Regions from separate parts of the Homo sapiens genome. Here region 1 is linked to region 2. Evidence: chromatin loops called from intact Hi-C (ENCODE). Cell type or tissue: GM12878. All regions are shown on one strand. Links, peaks and the distances in the headings refer to the core of each region. The heading gives the core; the rest is flanking DNA.

Region 1 (8,000 bases), core at 1-8,000, 150 kb before region 2:
CCTTGGGAAAAACAGGAGAAATGAAATAGGAGAAACTATTGTGCCAGATGAAGCTCATATTCAGGTGACCTAAATGCACCTTTCTGGGAATACACAAGGCACTATGTCTGAAGGGTCGATTCAAGATCAAAATATGCATTCAAGTGGATGGTTTGAAATGAGATTTGTTTGAGATAGCTAAAATTTGTCTTCTGTGCTTAATACTTTACAAAAAGTTTTATATACAATAGGTCCTGCATCTCACAACACACTGTGAGGTAGGGAGGATATGTAATCTTAGCCCTGTTTTCTGTATGAGGGATGAGATAAGTGCCAGGATGTTATGGGAAGAGACCTGGAACCAGGTTTGGGTGTCAGCTCTGCCATTTGTTGGGAAAATTAACCTTTAGGAGCTTCTAGTTATCCACCTACAGAATGCAGTCAACAATCCCTCCCTAGCAAGGTTATTGCTAGGATAATCAGAATGTGTGTATGAAAGCATCGAGGATTTTGACCCGTGATAAAATGCCCAGTTAATTTTCTTGAATCTAAGGCCCAGAGATGTTTAGGAATTTGTTGAGGGGACTTAGCTTGTAAGGGAAGGACCTGGGACCCAAACCAGGTCTTTGATTCTGAATTCTTTTGCCAGCCTCCAGAACTTTGATCTATTAAAGCCTTTTAAATGAATAAGGTTCACCCATGACAGTTATATTCCCCATGGACTGAGGACCCTTTAATAAGTCTTTGATTTTCTGTTTCTTTGTTACTGACGTCCCTCTCTCCAGTCCCTTCTCTACTTCAGCCAATCTTAAATACCACTTTTCCAGAAATCTCTTTCCAGATGTTGAAGATATATCATGAAATGAAAGAAGCAGGTTCAAAAAATACATGTAATAGGAATTATGCCGTTCTTATTAAAGACAAATTAGGTAATTATAGGCGGAAAAAAGATATGAGATCTACAGGAACATATTAACAGTGGCTGTGTTGAGTGGGGAGATTAGAAGCAATTTTTATTATAATTTCTGCTTTTTTAGAGTCCCCAAGCTTTCTACAATAAATATACATTGTTTTAGTAATAGGGGAAGAAGTTTCTCATTCTCTTTAAATGTCTCTAAACTCTCCCGTGAACAAAGTCAGACCTTTTGTCTCCAGCTGGGTGTAAGTTACCAGCTGCTGTGTCCTTGACCTGTACATTCACTGCATCCCTTTCAACCCATATTCTTCTACATTAATCCATAGGCTCTAAGAACCTAAAGCTTTCTAAACAACTCAAGTCATGGAAACAGCTGTCGGCTCCTTCAGTATAGGTGCCAAATCCTTCCCAGAGTTAAAGTAATAATTCGGATGCCCACCTCTAAATACAAGAACTCCTGACATGTAAGGCATCCTTCCTAACTAAGCCCTTCAGTATTTGTCCACTCTCTTTCACCAATGTCCACTTACAAATTATGCATCATTTTTTTCCGCCTCCTGGATTGCAGACTCCCTGAAGGAAGGAATTGATATGTCCATTTTCTATAAATCTCAAGAAGATCACGTGTTTCTTTCTGAGCATCTAAATGTGTTTATGAACTGTGTGGGTAAATTATGCCTTGGCAAATTAGCAGATTGAAAGTGTTGAATCTCTACATGCCCAGACTTGTAAATTTTGCCACTATTAACTTTTAATACATGTTTTAACTTTTTTTTTTCCTCTTCAAAACTTGGGGTAGTATTTCTCACTGACGACTTCCTTAAGCCAAATTTAACATTTTATAGCTCCAACTGTTTTGGAAGTCAGACAGCCAGACAGTCAAATGCATTAGAAAAAGGCATTCCCAGATTTTCTTTTTCTGTGTCATGTTTATTCCCCTCAAAAGCAGTTGAAAGATGTTTCTCTCCAAGGTTTTCAAAGATCATCTATTCTGTGGATGGCAACTTCACACTCTCAAAGGTGTCCACTATAAAAAGGGAAAAGGAGAGATGTATCGTGAAACTGTCTGGTTAACCCAATATTTGTCACTTTAACTGCTTCTGATGATGCTTTCACTGTGAAACAACACAAAAGGAAGAGTAAAACAGTTGAGACAAGGGGAAGAAATAGCAACTGCCTTAAGTGTCTACCAATTTTACAGGGTCAGCAATGGCCTCTAATTAGAGTTAGCACTGAATCAGCCAGGCATGGTGGCTCACGCCTGTAATCCCAGCACTTTGGGAGGCCGAGGTGAGTGGATCACCTGAGGTCAGGAGTTCGAGACCAGCCTGGCCAACGTGGCGAAACCCTGTCTCCACTAAAAATACAAAAATTAGCCAGGCATCGTGGCGTGTGCCTGTAATCCCAGCTACTTGGGAGACTGGGGCAGGAGAATCGCTTGAACCTGGGAGGCAGAAGTTGCAGTGAGCCAAGATCGCACCACTGTATACCAGCCTGGGCAACACAGCAAAACTCTGGCTAAAAAAAAAAAAAAAAAAATTAGACTTAGCACTGAGTCACGCTTCTTGAGAAGCCCCAGAACAGAGTTCCTATCATAGAGAACCAGAGGGGAGTCTACCCCCAGCACCGAAGATGTATTCCAAACCTTCTAGCAGGGTCCCATGTGAGGTACAGGACTCGGTGAGAGGAGGGGGGCCTGCCTGAGACAAGTGGGGTAGGTAGTCACCTAGAAGACATGTTTTAAGGAAACAAAGACCCATTCACCTACAGATCTGTCTACCACGAGCCTGTCAAATCCAGTTAGAGCCAATCCTTTGGATTAAAAAATATTGGCTCAAACTGGCCTTTTCAATTAGAGGCATGGAAACACACTATGACCTAACTGTCTTTTAAAATCTTAGCACCAACAATTCATTAAGTGTATATCTTTGACTCAGCCACCCATCAAGACTTTGAGACAACACACAGAACACATCATCTTTGGTGGAAGTTGGAAGAGTAAAACACTGCTTGAGATGAAGATGTCAGGGTTGAAAGAAGGCACCAAATAAACAAGAAGTCTTATCAGTGGAGATAGCAAGAAAGCCTGGAAAAGATGGTGCCAAACTGGAAAATATGGTGCTAAAGAGGACAGGAATGGGAATACCAAAGACAAACCTTACTTAGCCATCAGTTTGTCTGCATCAGTACTGTAGAGAGGCTACTAAGGGGGACTATTACAGAAGGAAAACAGTCTGAAAGAGATTATTATAGAGGGAAAGAACTTGAGGAAATTGAAGGATTCTCACACTTTGGAAAAAGTAAATTCTCCTACTCTGGTCCTATTTAATCCACTGTGTGTGTATGTGTGTGTGTGTGTGTGAGAGAGAGAGAGAGAGACAGAGCGATAATTCTTGGAAGCAAACCCTCTCTTTTCTCACCCTGAATTCCATGTTATCACTATTTTACACTGAGTTAGGAGGATCTTCTGCCCACACATTTGTATTATTGCTTTTCTTTTAAGTATCTTAATTCTATAGTAAAATTTGCCATAAAATATTCATAGATGGATGGGCCTAGCTCTTTAGCCATAGGTCCAGCAGGACTTACTTACATTAAATGTACCATGATATTCTAGATGTTTTAGATTATATATCAGAGAGTCAAGTGAAAAATCAGAAAGTGTTTTATGTCTATACAGAATCTTAATGATGTCTTTTTTTTTAAAGTATTATAGGAAGTGTGTTGGAAAAATATTTTGAAAACAGTAGATTTGAAAGCCCCATTTTGCTCACTTTACTCAAGTATCTGCCTCCTTAAGGTTCTAAGATTTGCCATCATCAATTAGCTGTGCAAACCATGCTGACAAAATCCCTTTTAGAATAGTTTCTTTCACCACCAACTTGCTTCAGAGCCTCACAAAATGACTCATCTAAATGAGACGGGTCCTCTGGCCCAAAGGGAACAGCTAAGTGACTGACTAATGTTTTACACTTGGGAGAGAACAGGAAATTAGCTGCATGTTTACTGTGAGGAGACACTGAAGAATTGTAAGGAAGTACCTTTAAATACTTGAGTCCCCAAAAATGTTGCTTCACCATTTGCCTAAATGTTGCTTTTAAGTTGGAAGTGTCTCAGTTTCTAAGTGAGGGTTGGATGGTGTTACTATAAGGCACACAAAATTAACTAATAAAAGTCATTTCAGTTTCAACATTAAAAAAAATGAAAGTCCAAAGTTCCTGGATGAAAGAAAGGAGGCCTCAATTACATTATGACATATTTTACTTTTGTCTCTCTGGTGAGATAGAGTACAATTAACAAGATTCTCTTTCAATTTACAGTTAAGCCAGACATCTAAAACCAAGATGACGATGAAACTTTTCAAGTTGACACATCTTACGAGTTTTGTATGGATTTCAGTGAAATTTTTTCAATGAATTTTTTGAAAGATTGCATGCTTGCCACAAGTTCTACAGTTCATAGGACTGATAGTGTTCTAACCTTTCTTGCCTGCTACAAAATTCCCATGGTCCATACTCTCTCAACCACTGTATAGCTACCATTTATAACCAAAAAAAAGTCACTTTCTAGGTACAGTGTTTTCATAACTTCAGACTTAACCAGATGATCTAGACAAATTATTTTTTTAAAAAAATATTCAGTGAAACCCCTACTAAAAAATACGAAAAATTAGCTGGGCGCGGTGGCGGGTGCCTGTAGTCCCAGCTACTCGGGAGGCTGAGGCAGGAGAATGGCATGAACCCAGGAGGCGGAGCCTGCAGTGAGCCGAGATAGGGCCACTGCAGTCCCGCCTGGGTGAAAAAGCGAGACTCTGTCTCAAAAAAATAAATAAATAAAATATTACACAGTTCTTTTTTATTGATTTTGGTGGGAAGATTTCTACCGTTGATTGTATTGTGTTAGTCTTTTCATCAAAGGACATTTCATTTTCTTTGTCTACCTATTCAGCACTTCCTCATGAAACACTTCACTGCACAGGAATAATAAGTGTTGTCTATTGACTAATGTCAACAGCCAACCCTTCATTATCTTTCCTATTGGGGAAAGAGAAAATATGATTAAATTGAATCTGCTGTTTATCCCAAATTACACTTTTGCTGAGATTTTTTAACATTCTTTGCCACCAAACCTGATGATAACATGCGAAAATTGATCTTTTTTTTTCACCTCTCCCCTGTCCTTTTCTTTGAAGATTCACTGTAAAGAATTTTGTAGACTGTGGACAAATACTGAAATGCCAAAAGCATGTAACCTTTTAGATTAGACCAACAAACAATCACAGACATCATCACATTGGCTTTATCTCATTAGTGTAAATCTATTAAAACAACCACTGAAAGCTACTGTTGCTTTAGATGGATGCTTAGGAGCTAAATTATTTGCTCTATTCACAAGAAGGATTGTCTCCAAAATCCTCCTTAGTTTTGAATAGGAAAGTAGACCCTCATGTCTCTGCAGATTGTCTACACACAATGCACTGGGTCAAGAGTCAAGGATGGCCCTGTCTATTTTTAATTTAGAATAAATGCACAACCAGTTTAGCAAAATGAAATTTGTACTTTTAGTTCTCTATTTTCAGATTTTTCATATGCTGAATGATTTAAGACTTCCATTTGTGCATTCACCTAAAATAAGAGAAAGCTCTCAGCAAAATTTTGAGTAAATAAGTATCTTTAGTATATTCTGTTTTCCTTCTTACTTCCCTTCCCAAGGATCACCCTTATCACCTTTCCAAAATAACAGTCCATCAAGTCAACCCACTATAAACTGAACACCAAACATTCTTCAAAGTTGACCTTTCCTTCATCCCATTCTCCTAGAATTCCGTTAGCTAAGTAATGCAATCTGATACACTATTGTTTTCTAGGGTAACAATGGTTTAATAAATTATTCCTCATAGATGATATATTTGCATTCCAACAGAAATTCTTATTACCTTAAACCCATATTTTCCACACTGTATCTTTGAAGAAAAAGAAGGACATCCTGAAGGCTATTCTGGTGAGTTTCTGACACTTTGAGAAACTGATAATGGAAATACGTCAGGGTTAGGAAAACCTAACATAGTGGACAACAATGCTCAACCTGCCATTTTATTTTTACTGAAATAAAGTGCCAAAGATCACTCAGTGAAAGGGGCACATCATGTGATATAATTCCAGATAGATAGTTCTATTTTCACTCTCATAGAGTTTTCCTCCTCTCCTTAACCTTTCATTTTCTCGCTGCATAAAGTCGCTTCTACCATCTATTGCCTCTGAATCCTTTCTTAATTCAATTACATAAGTGTCCAGAAGAAAACAAAAACACTGAGGACTGAGCTCTCTCTGATTTTCAAGCAGTGGGGAAGCAGAGAAAAACCAGTTGTTCCCATTGACTTAGAAGACACTGTAATTTCCACAAAAATTACTGTGGATTTCAACATAAGTCATTGGACAAAAGAAAACAAAACAAGTAATTGAGGCAGTATATAAGAAAAGGGAGCATTTCAGGACTCCTAAAAACTAATTTTTAAAGGCTCTCAATATCCTAGTTCATAAGGGCAATCTGACCTACTAGCATTGGAAAGAAATGCTCATCCCAAAAGACTTAAATGATAATCAGACAAAGCTTCTGTGAATGTGTAAACGTGTGATGGTGACATTTCTCAGTCTGCACATGGTCCATTTGCCAGAGATCTGAGATTTGCTGGCTCCATAGAGAGCTGCCCTAATAAATCTCAACAGTCCAGGGAGATTTGGTCCAGTGTTCCCAGGTGATTGTCTTGCCGATTCCCCGAAAGGAAACAGAAGGGTATTTAATTCTACAGCAGCGGCCCACATTCACCCACAAGTGACATTATTTTAGAAACCGATTTTAGAGATTAAAGGTGAAACAGAGAAATCCTACACTGCACAAGAAATCACTGCCAATTTTAGTGACTAGTTGCAGAAAAACACATTTAAGGAGAGTGTTTCTAACGTAGCGTTCTCTGACAGCATTCCTGCCTAGATGTAATGCTGATGTCAGGTTATTTTTATATCATACTTTAAAATCACATCTGGTAACTTAATTTCTGGGACTATGTAACCCCCTTTCATTCAGGCATGTAACTTTCCAAGTTGCGGCATTAAAGGGATATAGAAAACAATGCAAACCAAGGAAATTCTCGTTTTCACACCCAAAAAGTGTTTTACCCCCAATGTTTTCCACTTACACTGTTACACCAAAGCACTAGATGCATAAAGGTGTAAATGAAAACCTTTTGATGGTGATGACGAATTTGAGGAGATATGTGCTACAGGCCAGGAGAACTCTCTTCCTCATTATCATGCCCCAGTGGATGAAATTGCTTCCAAAACTTCTTTGAGAACTGTGTGGGAATGTGATGAAACACCTGATAACTGTCCAGCACACCCCCACCGCGAGGCAACCTGGTACACGGCTGCCTTCTGAGCTCTCTCTGTGCTTGGCACACACAGCATCCTCATAGGAGGAAAACCAGCTGTTTTTACTCATGATAACAATCCCAAGGAAACCTTGGCTTTGGAAGAGAAGGCTGGAGAGGAGTCAATGACAGCTTGCTAAGGACACCAAGATTTCCCAGATGGCTCTTTTTATTTAATGATAGTGAAATCTGGTCCCTGCACTTCTTCTTTACAGCCAAGTTGTGCTATACGCTGTTTTGGCACTGGCGATATAAAAAGAAGTTGGAGGGGAACCCTTTGAATCTGATGTCTTTTCTCTTGGATTTTTCTGTAAGCAGTGACAGGTTATACCAACAGTTGCTAGCGTCAGCAGGCGACACTTCAGATTAATGCCTTAACAGGGGTAGCAAAACCTGATAGAGAATTTGTCAGAAAACGTAAGAGGGACTGAAACAAATTATTTATTACTCCAGAATCCTGTACTAGTCAGCCACAGCAGAATAATAGGGTTTGGCCATGAAGACAGCAGGAGTGAAAAATTAAGAAGAATTCCACCCCTCCGCCCCCACCCCCCACACAATTTTCTACCACCTGGTTGACATAAAGCATAAAATGACATATTTTCCAGGGTAGAGATGCACACAAGGTAAATTCAAAGGCAGAAATTGACGTGGTATTGAGACTTCCTAGTGCCAGCT
Region 2 (11,091 bases), core at 1,372-9,371:
TTGAGAGTTCCCCCTTCATCTTCAGGTCCCAGTTTGAATGATAAACTACATAATTATCTATCACAAAATGTATGTACGCTTACGTTGTTATTTGTTTAATTATCTGACTTCCTTGTTAGATACTAAGCCTTGTAAAAGGCAGGAACTATAACTATATTGGCCATTGTTTTATTCCCAATAGCTAACACAGTGCCTGGCATAGAACAGGTGTTGAATAGTTGTCTGCATAATAAATGAATAAAAGAATTTTTAAAAATCATCACCACACCTAGTCCTAGCCCCAGGGTTTTTCACTTTCAAAATCATCACCCCTTAAAACTGTCCCTAATATTTGTTTTCTAAGCTTACCTTTAAATGAATTAAAATATATCAGAAGGGGCTGGGCGCGGTGGCTCACGCCTGTAATCCTAGCACTTTGGGAGGCTGAGGTGGGCGGATCACGAGGTCAGGAGATCGAGACTATCCTGGCTAACACGGTGAAACCCCGTCTCTACTAAAAATTCAAAAAATTAGCCGGGCGTGGTGGCAGACGCCTGTAGTCCCAGCTACTCGGGAGGCTGAGGTGGGAGAATGGCATGAACCCAGGAGGCGGAGCTTGCAGTGAGCCTAGATCGCGCCACTGCACTCCAGTCTGGGCAACTCTGTCTCAGGTAAAAAAAAAAAAAAAAAATATGTATATATATATATCAGAAGGGGAAACACATGGTGAGATGCTCCTGTAACACGTACCCCTTCAAATAATAATGTTTGCTTTTCTGGGAGCTGGTAAATGAAAATATCCTATTCTCTTGCCCTCAAAAAGACACAACACCTGAAAAGTCCAGAGTACCAAGTTGAGTGAAGATTTTTTCTTAGTTGAGACCTGAAATTCATGGTAGAATTCCCAGATGCAGAAAAAGTCCCACCAGAGAATCTTCCCGCAATGGGGTCTTACAAAGCTATTGTAGCAAATTTAAGTTGTACAAGAGTACCAAAAATATTTTCTATTTCCCTACCTGCTTTCTTGGCCTTCACTTGGCCCCTCTGCCACGCATCTCAGCTGACATTCAGCACAAAACTTTACTGGGTCCATAAGCCATATAATTCCCTCATTATTGCCAAAAAATTTTTCATAGACAAGAGAAATTATTTGCAAACATGTTGGAAGAAGTTTTTCCTTTTCTGGGGTTGAGATTATAGTTCAAACTGCAGGAAGAACAAGGACAAATCTGAATGATGATACTCTACAAATTCACTTATCCATTTGACATAAGAGGATTAAAAGAATAGGGAAAAAAATGCTTTTCAGAATAACTTTGGCATACATTTAGTTATATTAACAGTGGTTCAGAGGCAAGTGTGACCAAATTTAAAAGGTTTACTGTATGTTTTAGAGTTAAACTTAATTCAGGTAACTTTCATGCCCCTAGGGTGGGCAGCCAATGTTGTGAAACTAAGGGCTAGTTCAAGTTAAAAAAAATAATAATAATAAAAAATAAAGAGACGGAAAATGTCCAAAGGAGAGGTTAAGTATACTTAGTAAGGGTGGTAAAACCACATGAATATTAATTGGGCCAATCCAAACTTTAGCCCCTCAATAAAACAAAAATATTTTCAAGCTTTAAGAGAAAATAAAGTAGGCTGCTCTTCCCAAGCTATTTTTCATCTCACTGCTTTCTACATTTCTTACTGCTGGTTCTGAGAATCACAAGATTATAAAAAAAGAGAGGCTACACTTTCAATATGTCTTGATTATAACATCCTAGAGCAAGAAAATCCAGAGAACTACTGCAAAGCTAACAACATAGAAAGAGCCCTTCTGTTCCCCAGGTGCTTAGTGAGGACTAGCTTTGTCATTTCTTCCACACACTCCAGCCATGGCTGAAAAGGGAATTTTGAGCCCTGAATCTTTCGCCAGATGGAGAAGTTCCTTTCTCAATCTTGTCAATTTTCCTTCTCGCTTAATGTTTTTCCTTCCTTTCCTGCCTGTTCTTTAATTTCCCTGTGTACCTCCTAAAGTAATTTATTTACAGAACTATTTATTAACTTCTTTTGTAGTATTGTATGTTGAACTACAAAAGAAAGGCGGAGATGTGTGAAGAGCTCTTCACACATAGCTATGTTGAATTATGTGTAAAATCCTTCAAAAGTCAGGATGACACCTTCAGAGTTCTGGCTGTTACTTCCAAGCTAGATAAGAAACACTAATTAGGCGTTTTGTCACAGATTTCTGGACAATGGTGTCTATGAGTTGTCTTCCCAGTGTAATGAAAACCTAGATTAATTATTTTTTATGTCATTATTTTCATTCTCAAAGGAGAAATGGTCACTGTTTTTGTTACACTCTGTTTTCAAAACATGTCAATGTGCCTCACTATTAAAAAATCTTACACACAAAATTTGAACCAAGAAAACATCTCATTTAAATTACAATTATTCACAATTGAAAAAAAAAGATTCTCTCCACTAAAGGATTCATCATTGGTTTATTTTCAATACAGTAATAAGAATTTTCAATATAATGAAATTATCTGAGTATATTTTAATATTTACACACAAGTTCTCAGAGTTTCACATTTTAAAATATGCAACAAAGTTATTCTTTTTCTAAGCAGATAGATTATAAATACTACTATTTTCTCCCTGTTATACTGTCCACCACTGCATTGTCACTAATTGCTATTTCATAGAAACTTTGTCCTGTTCCAAATATATATCTCAAGTGTATTTCTTTGATCATTTACTAATTTACTTTTTTAATTGAGTCACTCATGTAACTATTCATTAAACATCCAAAATGTTTCACGTCTTTTACCTTGCAGAGAAAATGGCTAATACCACTTTATACCTCTTCTCCTGTGCTCTGGGCAACACAGGACCTGCTTATTCATTTAACTAGAATTCAAACTTCCGTCATAACCCTTAGTGATACTTTCAGTAGAACAGAAAGCCCTGCATGAATACAACTGCATAGGAAAATTTAACATATAATAAAGTCAGCACCTCAAATTAGTGGGAAAAAGATGAACATTTAAGTGAGTAGTATTAGGACAACTATTAACAGATAGATAGCTATACTTTAAAAGGAGGAAATGGATCCATTTCTCACACCATAAAACAAGATAAATTCCAAGTGTATCAGGAATGTAATAAAATGAAACCATACAAATACTACATGAAACATGAGTGAATTGCTTTATTACATGACACTTGGAAAAATGTTCCTAATCATGACTCAAAATCCAGAAGTAAAAAGAGAAAGGACTGATACAATTGACGATGTAAAAAATAAAATAAAGTTAGAAACCTTTATATGTGAAAAGTGTCATAAGTAATGTAAAAAGGGGACAAATGACAAACTGGGGAAAATATGTGCCACTTACGTCACCCAAAGCGATTATTCTTCACATAAACAGAGCTTTTAGAATTTGAGAAGAAAAGACCGATAACACTCTATTGTAAAACGAAACTAAGAAACAATTGATAAGCAAATTCAAGTGACCTACAAAAAGCTCAACAGTGCTAATAGTAAGAGAAGTATAATTTTACACTTCTCTGAGATTCTAGTTCTCAATTATCACTGGATGGGAAAAATCCAAAAGTTTGATCACATAAACAGTTGACCAGACTGTGGGGAAGCAAGCACTTTTGCTCTGCTGGTGGGAATGCAAAATTTCACCTCTCTTCCAGAGGAAGATTTGCTGATACCTTGCTAGATATTTACTCAGCGACACCATGTTGAGTAATCTATTCAAAAGATACATTGGCAAAACTATAAGAAGATGCACAAGGCCATGCATTGCAACACCATTAATAATAATAAAGAACTTGGAAGCAATCCAAATATCCATAATGGAGAATGGATTCAATAAAGAATAAATCAGGATACAGCCATACAATGGAGTACAAGCCTGCTACAAAAAAGAAATGAGAATTATCTCTATATTACCATGGAGTCATCTTCAGACAAGTCCTTAAATTTTTTAAAGGCAGGGAAGGCTTAACATATACAGTTCTTTAAATGGTTATCTATGATGAAAGAAGGAATTATATAGAAGGAGCAGGGCCAGGCACAGTGGCTCATGCCTATAATCCCAGCACTTTGGGAGGCCGAAGTGGGTAAAACAAGTGAGGTCAGGAGTTCAAGACCAGCCTGGCCAACATGGGGAGACCCCTTTTTTTGTATTTTTTTAGTAGACAAGGAGTTTCCCATCTGGGCGTGCTGGTGCATGCCTGTAATCCCAGCTACTCGGGAGGCTGGGGCACAAGAATCGCTTGAACCCAGGAGAAGGAGGTTGCAGTGACCTGAGATCATGCCACTGTACTCCAGCCTGGGTGACAGAGTGAGGGAAAAAAAAAAAAAAGAAGGGACAGGGTCAAAGCAATACTTCTATGAATATACCTTGTTTTGTATATTTGAATTTGGTACAGTGTAAATACTTTGCATAATTATAAAACAAAATTAAACATAACAAAATCAGATACTTAACAATTGAGAGCAAAATTAGTCAAGTAAATACAACTGTGTATCAGATGGATGGCAAAACCACATAGAGGAACTATTCCAAATGACTTTGAAACATTGTAAACTGACTATAAATTTCTATTGAGATATACTCTGTGGACAAAAAGAACTGCAAATAAATCTTAAAATTATCAAATCACTGCAGCTAGTGGTAGGTATTGTTATTCTGAGACTGTCGTGTGCATTGTGAGATTAAGCAAATAAGTAATTGTCTTGGTGCCATCAGAAACCAGGATTTTTGTCATGAGAGAAAGGAAATACAAACGTAAGATGCAGAAGATTGAGTTAAAAGTCCTATTCTATATTTGAATATATATAAATTCATGATGTATTTTATTTAAAAATATATATATATTTCCTACCTCTATCCTCTGAAAAGATCAACCTAAGAGCAATGAGGAGTCTTAATTCTCATATTGCTGTTTCTAGTCATCATTTCCAAATCAAAGCAATCATGCACCTGTAATCCCAGCACTTTAGGAGGCCGAGGTGGGTGGATCACCCTCCTCGAGGTCAGGAGTTCAAGACCAGCCTGACCAACATGGTGAAACCCCCATCTCTACTAAAAATACAAAAATTAGCGGGCGTGGTGGTGCGCACCTGTAATCCCAGCTACTCAGGAGGCTGAGGCAGGAGAATCTCTTGAACCTGGGAGGTGGAGGTTGCAGTGAGCCAAGATCTTGCCACTGCACTCCAACCTGAGTGACAGAGCGAGACTCTGTCTCAAAAAAAAAAAAAAAAAAAAAAGGAAAAGAAAAAAAGAAAAAGAAAAAATGGCTGATTCCAAGTCTGAGAAAGGAAAAGTAGAGGATGAGCCTAGAACATTTTGTCATACTAGACAACGAGGAGGCTCTCAGAGATTACTGAGATTGCTCAAAAGATTCAAAAGACAACTTGAATAGGTTGCCACTGGCCAAAGATAAACTAATTCGACACTTCAGAACACTCACTTCCATTCTTTGAAATCTGTGCTTCCTAGGTGGCTATCTTCAGACTTTGCATTTGAACACTTTAAACTAGATTTTGACCCTTTTGATTATTTTAGGATGACATTTTGGTGACCCAGATGGGACCCAAAGCAAGCCGCCAGTGATCCCCACCATTTCACCAACAACAGTCAGGGCACTGGTATTAGCATGAATGACTTTTGTTCACTCGACCTCACTAGAGCCAGGAGGAGTCTCTGGTGAGGTTCCTCTTCAAGTTCAAATCTCCCTGATTTTTGTTGATATTCAGACCTTATTCAAGCCACCTAATTCCACGCTCAATAGAGCTGGAATTAAAGCTCTGCTTTTCAGGTAAGGTTTTGGGTTTTGTTCTCTAGAGATTCTGCTCTTTGCAGGTTTTGTTTTGTTTATTTTGTGTTTTGTTTTGTTTTTATAGACAGAGTCTTGCTTTTTTTTATAGACAGAGTCTTGCTCTGTTGCACAGGCTGGAGTGCAGTGGTGCACTCATGGCTCACCGCAGCCTCAAACTCCTAGGCTCAAAGAATCCTCCCACCTCATCCTCAGGAGAAGCTGGGACTGTAGGTGCAGGGCCACCATGCCTGGCTAACTTACTTTCTGTAGAGACAGGGTCTCATTATGTTGCCCAGGCTCATCTCCAATACTTAGCCTCAAGTGATCCTCTCAAAGTGCTGGGATTACAGGCATGAGCTACTGTGCCTGTCCTATAGATTTAGGTTAACAGTTGTTTGTTGAACTATGCATTAGAGTTTGTGCAGCCTTTGCTCTCATTCGCACTATGGTCAGGAAAGGAAACCATTTCTCTCTCTGAAAAGAGGAAGTGAATTTTTTTGTGGTTTAAGCAAAGTTTGTAATTAAAAAAAAAAAAAACTGGCTAAACTTGGAAGCTGGGTTCATTTGACATATCTAAAGTCCCTTCTGAGTGGCCAAAGCCAGGGAAAAGCTTTTAATCAGAATGAAGATAAATCCTGAAGATAAGGGACACTATTCTTCCTGGACAAAATGTACCTTAGGCAACTAGGTTCCTGTGGGAGTGTTTGAGCTCATTGCTTGTGATGTGCAATGGTCCCATAGGCAATCCTCAAAGAAGAACACAGGGGGAATCTTGCTTAACCCAGGGGGCCCCATGAAAGGCTGCTCTCCCTGTGCCTTAAGCACCCAGGACTCATGGGTTTTGCCAAGATGTGTAAGAGGGGAGAAGCAACTCGTAGGTGACACCTTGAGGAGTAATCCTCATTGGGCAGCACACCACATCCAAAACATCTTTCACTTTCAGCTTAAAAAGAACTTAATTTATGGGCAGTTATCTATGTAAAACCACATCTTCCTTCTGAAAGGAGAGATCAACCTATGGAAACTCCAGTTGGATTCCTAGGCAATACTTATGGGGCCACCTCCTGTCAATATCTAGAGAAATAGTCTTAACCCGTGAAGACACCAAACTACAATGGCCAAAATGAGATACTTTTGAAATACCTAAATTAGTTTATTTACACACACAACTAGAAAAACAGCTCTAAAATTAAACAATAATTGGGAGAGTTACTTCCAATGGTACTTAGACCTTTTCAAGAGAGGCTCTGACAAAGTTCTTTCCCTATAGGAAGAAGACATAAAGCTCTCCAAAACCACTTCTGAATTAAAGACAACTGCTTTAATATGCAACAAATGTTAGGCTGTGGTGAGCTCAGGTAATTGAGACTCCAGAAGCAAGTAGAACCGATGTATTGAACAGGCGAACTTCTAGGGGATTAAGGATATAGATGACTGTTAAAGGTCAGCATCCCCCTAATTCTGTCCTTCACATTACAATCTCTAGGTCCAATCATCTAAACCCTGTCACTCTTCTACCTCTGGCTTCAGATGAGAGGGCACAAGATTGCAAAATCTTAACCAACCGCTTCTCTCTCCCAGACAGACCTCCAGGAGACTCCCCTTCCTAGCACTGATGTTGTTTGGTTTACAGATGGATCTAACTTAAAGGATGAATCTGGGACTTATTGTGCAGGTTATGCTATAGTATCTTTAATGGGAGAAATAGAAAGTGATTGCCTTCCAGGAGCCACATTCACTCAACAAGCAGAACTGGTAGCATTAATCAGGGCCTGTCAACTGGCAAAAGGAATAACTGCTAATATTCATGCAAGCAGCAGATCTGCTTTTGGAGTTGCTCATGATTTTGGAATGCTATGGAAACAAAGAAGGTTTTTAACCACTTCTGACCAGTCTGTAAAAATTGGACACCTTATTTCACAATTGCTAGAAGGCTTATTATTATACCAAGATCACTGCCCATTATTAAAATCCCAGATCACCCCAAATCAGATACTCCAGAAAGCAAAGGAAATCAGCTAGCTGATAAGGCAGCAAAAAGAGCTGCACTAAATGCATCTAAACAAGAAAAGTAACCTATATTAACTTTTAAAGAAGCACCTGAATTTGACAAAAAATGAGCTAAGTACAGAGCTCCAGAAGCTGAACAGGAAAATTGGAAGACGAAAAGGAGAACATACTCTCCCAAAGATGAGGTGTGGTGTGGGCCAAATAATTTACCTATGCTTCCTGCTGAATTACAGTCGTCATTTTTAACCTATAGACGTGATTCAACTCATTGGAGCCTTGATGAAATGGTTGCTTGGGGAAAACAATACTTTCAAAAACCATCTCTGATTATAGCTCACAAGGTATACAATCACTGCCATGTATCTGCTCAAAATATAATCTAGGGAAACCTTTACACAGTTCCCGAGGACATTTGCCTTTAACTGAAGGCCCCTATGAAGTACGACAATTAGATTCTATTCAGCTGCCACCACTGCAAGGATACCATTATGTTCTAGTGATTATTTGCATGTTTTCTCATTGATTAGAAGTCTATCCATGTAGAAGAGTGACTGACTGACTGCCTTAGCAGTAAGTAAAATTCTTTCAGGAAAGATTATTCTGACTTGGGGAGCTCCCTTAAAACTCCACAGTGACAGAGGTACTCATTTTACCAGACAGAAAATTCAGTCAGTATGTAAAAGTTGGCCTCTCCTCCAACACTTTCATTGTGCGTGTCATCCCCAATCATTTAGATTGGTGGAGCATACAAATTGAATAATTAAGATTCAATTGGCAAAAATAACAGAAGTTTTAAAGATTCCATGGCCAAAGTCTCTTCCATTGGTTTTTCTTAACCTAAGATCAGTCTCATTTAGAAAATGTCAGTTGTTGCTATAACTGGCAAACCTATGAATCTGTCCCCATGGAATTGTAACTCCTTAATTGTAAAGGGAGACATGTTCCCTTATTGTTATTACCTTATGAAACAATTAACTAAAAATTATAATCTAGTAAAAGATTATTAGAGACCTCTCAGGAAATGAAGAATTAAAGACTCACAGTCTTTAACCAGGGAATTTTGTTTATTGGAAATGACATATTTTAAAAGACTGTTTCTGACCGAAGTAGAAGGGCCCTTCCAAAGTGTCCCTTACTAAACCTCGTGCTGTTAAATGAGAAAAAATAGACTCCTAGATCCATGTTTCTCATCAAAAAAGGCTGTATCTCCTGAGTGGAATGTTTCCCCGGAAGATGACTCTCAGCTCAAGTTAATGCCAGGTCGAAAAGAAGATGATATCTGATGTAGACAGCTAAAACCCAAGGCTTCAGACCAGGTCTATATCTGAACAAATGCTTAATATTAACATTCGTTAATAAATAGATGATGAAGATTTTCCTTTACAAGCTCCCACTAAACTTCTTTTTATTCTTAGTTCTCATGTCTTGGTTCTGCTATCACCAGCTGTTGCCCTTGAAGCAAACTTCTCTTTGCAAAGTGCCCAAGACTATGCTAAAAGCTTTCAAAAATATCCTTGTTGAGTATGTGGTCTCATGCCCTTTCTAGTAGTTTTGGCCAATTATGATGGGTATCTCCCAGGAAAAGATTGGATAGAATATCAGAAATATATCTGTGTTTCTCAAAAATAGTCATCGATGTTTGACACTAGTAGGACTAAGGATAATGTACATCACTGGCCTATTAATAATACTTTACGGAATAAAGATCATAGTAAGAGCTTCTCGGTAAAAGAAACTAGTCCATTAGCTTTCATGCTGGTACTGTCCCTCCTGAGAGATGAAACAACCAGACTGCCCCAATTGAGAGTTGAGACAAGTCAATTTTAGAATGATACAACACAAATTTGGGATGGTTTTATCTGGCTTGCCCCCTTCTTTGGCCAGCTCAGTCAGCTTGTCACCTTATTTTTGGAACAGAGAAATTATACCAAACATACCTGTCCCAATAGCACTAGAGACAGAGTACTGATTGGCATGCCACCTAATGGGCACAACCACCAGGTATTCATTGGTTAGTTCCAAATGGAACATCTGGGCTTTGTGGCACTAACTTATGGTCACAGTTACCCCCAAGATGGTTAGGCGACATTCCTCGGGATATGCTTGGGCACAGGGTTGAGTAGTTCATACTCTGCTAAAACCTGCCAATTTTCCTCATTCGCAATCTCATTGGGTTTGTTCTATGTTTCACGGGTATGACCATTTATTAGCGTTCATCTTCATACTACAGCTGGGTATTGAGGATGTCATTTGGTGTGTAGAGGCCCTAACAATGATACATAAAGGCCCTAAATGATAGCCATATGGGTATTTCATTATTAAACAATGAAGTTACTCTTGTGAGAAAGGCTGTATTACAGAACTGTATGGCTTTAGACACACTTGCTGCAGCCCAAGGGGGAGCTTGTGCTAACGTAGAAACTGAGTGTTGTGTCCAAATCCCTGATGAATCAGGTAACATCACTAAATTAATGGCTGATATGAAAACCCAAATAACTGACTTTTCAGATCAAAGGCCCTTTCCAAATGATTGCCTAAGCAGCTGCTTCAGATCTGAGAAACTTGGTGGCAAAACTTGTTACTTATTCTAGTAATTATAATTATTTGTGGTGTTTGGTCCTGTTTTTGTCTACACTGCTGTTACTGCATTTGTTTGCAATTGAACCAATGCACAACTGAAAAGTCTGGAATAATGGTCGCTCAAAGAATTTCTTTGATTGAAGAGGCAGTCATGCAGCCTGAATCAGGTTTCAGGACCATTTCTCTCGTGTTTGCTTTATAATTCAGCTTTGGTCCTTTCCAACTTTCCCCCTCATGGGACATGACTTCCTAGGAATGAGCCTTCCTAGCAATGTGGGATTTTGACCTACATACATGACCTAAATACATGATTCTTCTGCAATGCTTTCTCCAAAAGATTTTAAAGAAATGGGTGAAATTGAAATGAAAATAAATTTTAGGACCCTCTGAATTTATTATGCCAAGGGGAAGTTAAGCCCTGGAGACTGAGGCATGCAACATGTTTGCAACTTCTGTTTCTTTCTTTCTTTTCCTTTTTTATTTTATTTTTGTAGAAATGGAGTTCTCACTATGTTGCCCAGGCTGGTGTCAAACTCCTGGGCTCAAGCAATTCTCCCACCTCAGCCTCTCAAAGTGCTGGGATTACAGGGTGAACCACCGTGCCCAGCCTGCAGCTTCTGTTTCTTCGATTATAGATTAACTCTCTTCTTCATTGTTCTTGCTCTGCAAATGACCAGGAAAGGCCAGAAGCCAGGCTTT

What was found. Peaks named below come from ENCODE experiments on the same cell type or tissue, not always from the same donor. Only the 100,000 strongest peaks of a DNase experiment are listed, where the experiment ranks them.
Region 1: it touches region 2 in a loop (2.2-fold over the local background); 2 of 110 quality-filtered maps call a loop at or near these places.

What each region holds. Positions count from the first base shown.
Region 1 is chr2:215,661,165-215,669,164 of GRCh38, forward strand. All of the region lies in intron 5 of LINC00607 (long intergenic non-protein coding RNA 607), which reads right to left. It overlaps LOC102724861 (a long non-coding RNA gene), which reads left to right. Exons shown (of 8, transcript NR_187737.1): 3 at 4,216-4,281; 4 at 5,819-5,896. Among named protein-coding and RNA genes, the nearest start is that of LINC01614, 53 kb to the right of the region's middle. In GM12878, for the core only: no CTCF peak of the experiment used is centred there; a DNase peak (open chromatin) is centred at 3,827.
Region 2 is chr2:215,805,528-215,816,618 of GRCh38, forward strand. The region is part of intron 1 of LINC00607 (long intergenic non-protein coding RNA 607); the gene reads right to left. It also overlaps the pseudogene COXFA4P5. Among named protein-coding and RNA genes, the nearest start is that of LINC00607, 32 kb to the right of the region's middle. In GM12878, for the core only: no CTCF peak of the experiment used is centred there; a DNase peak (open chromatin) is centred at 6,244; H3K4me3 peaks cover 1,419 bases; H3K27ac peaks cover 1,240 bases.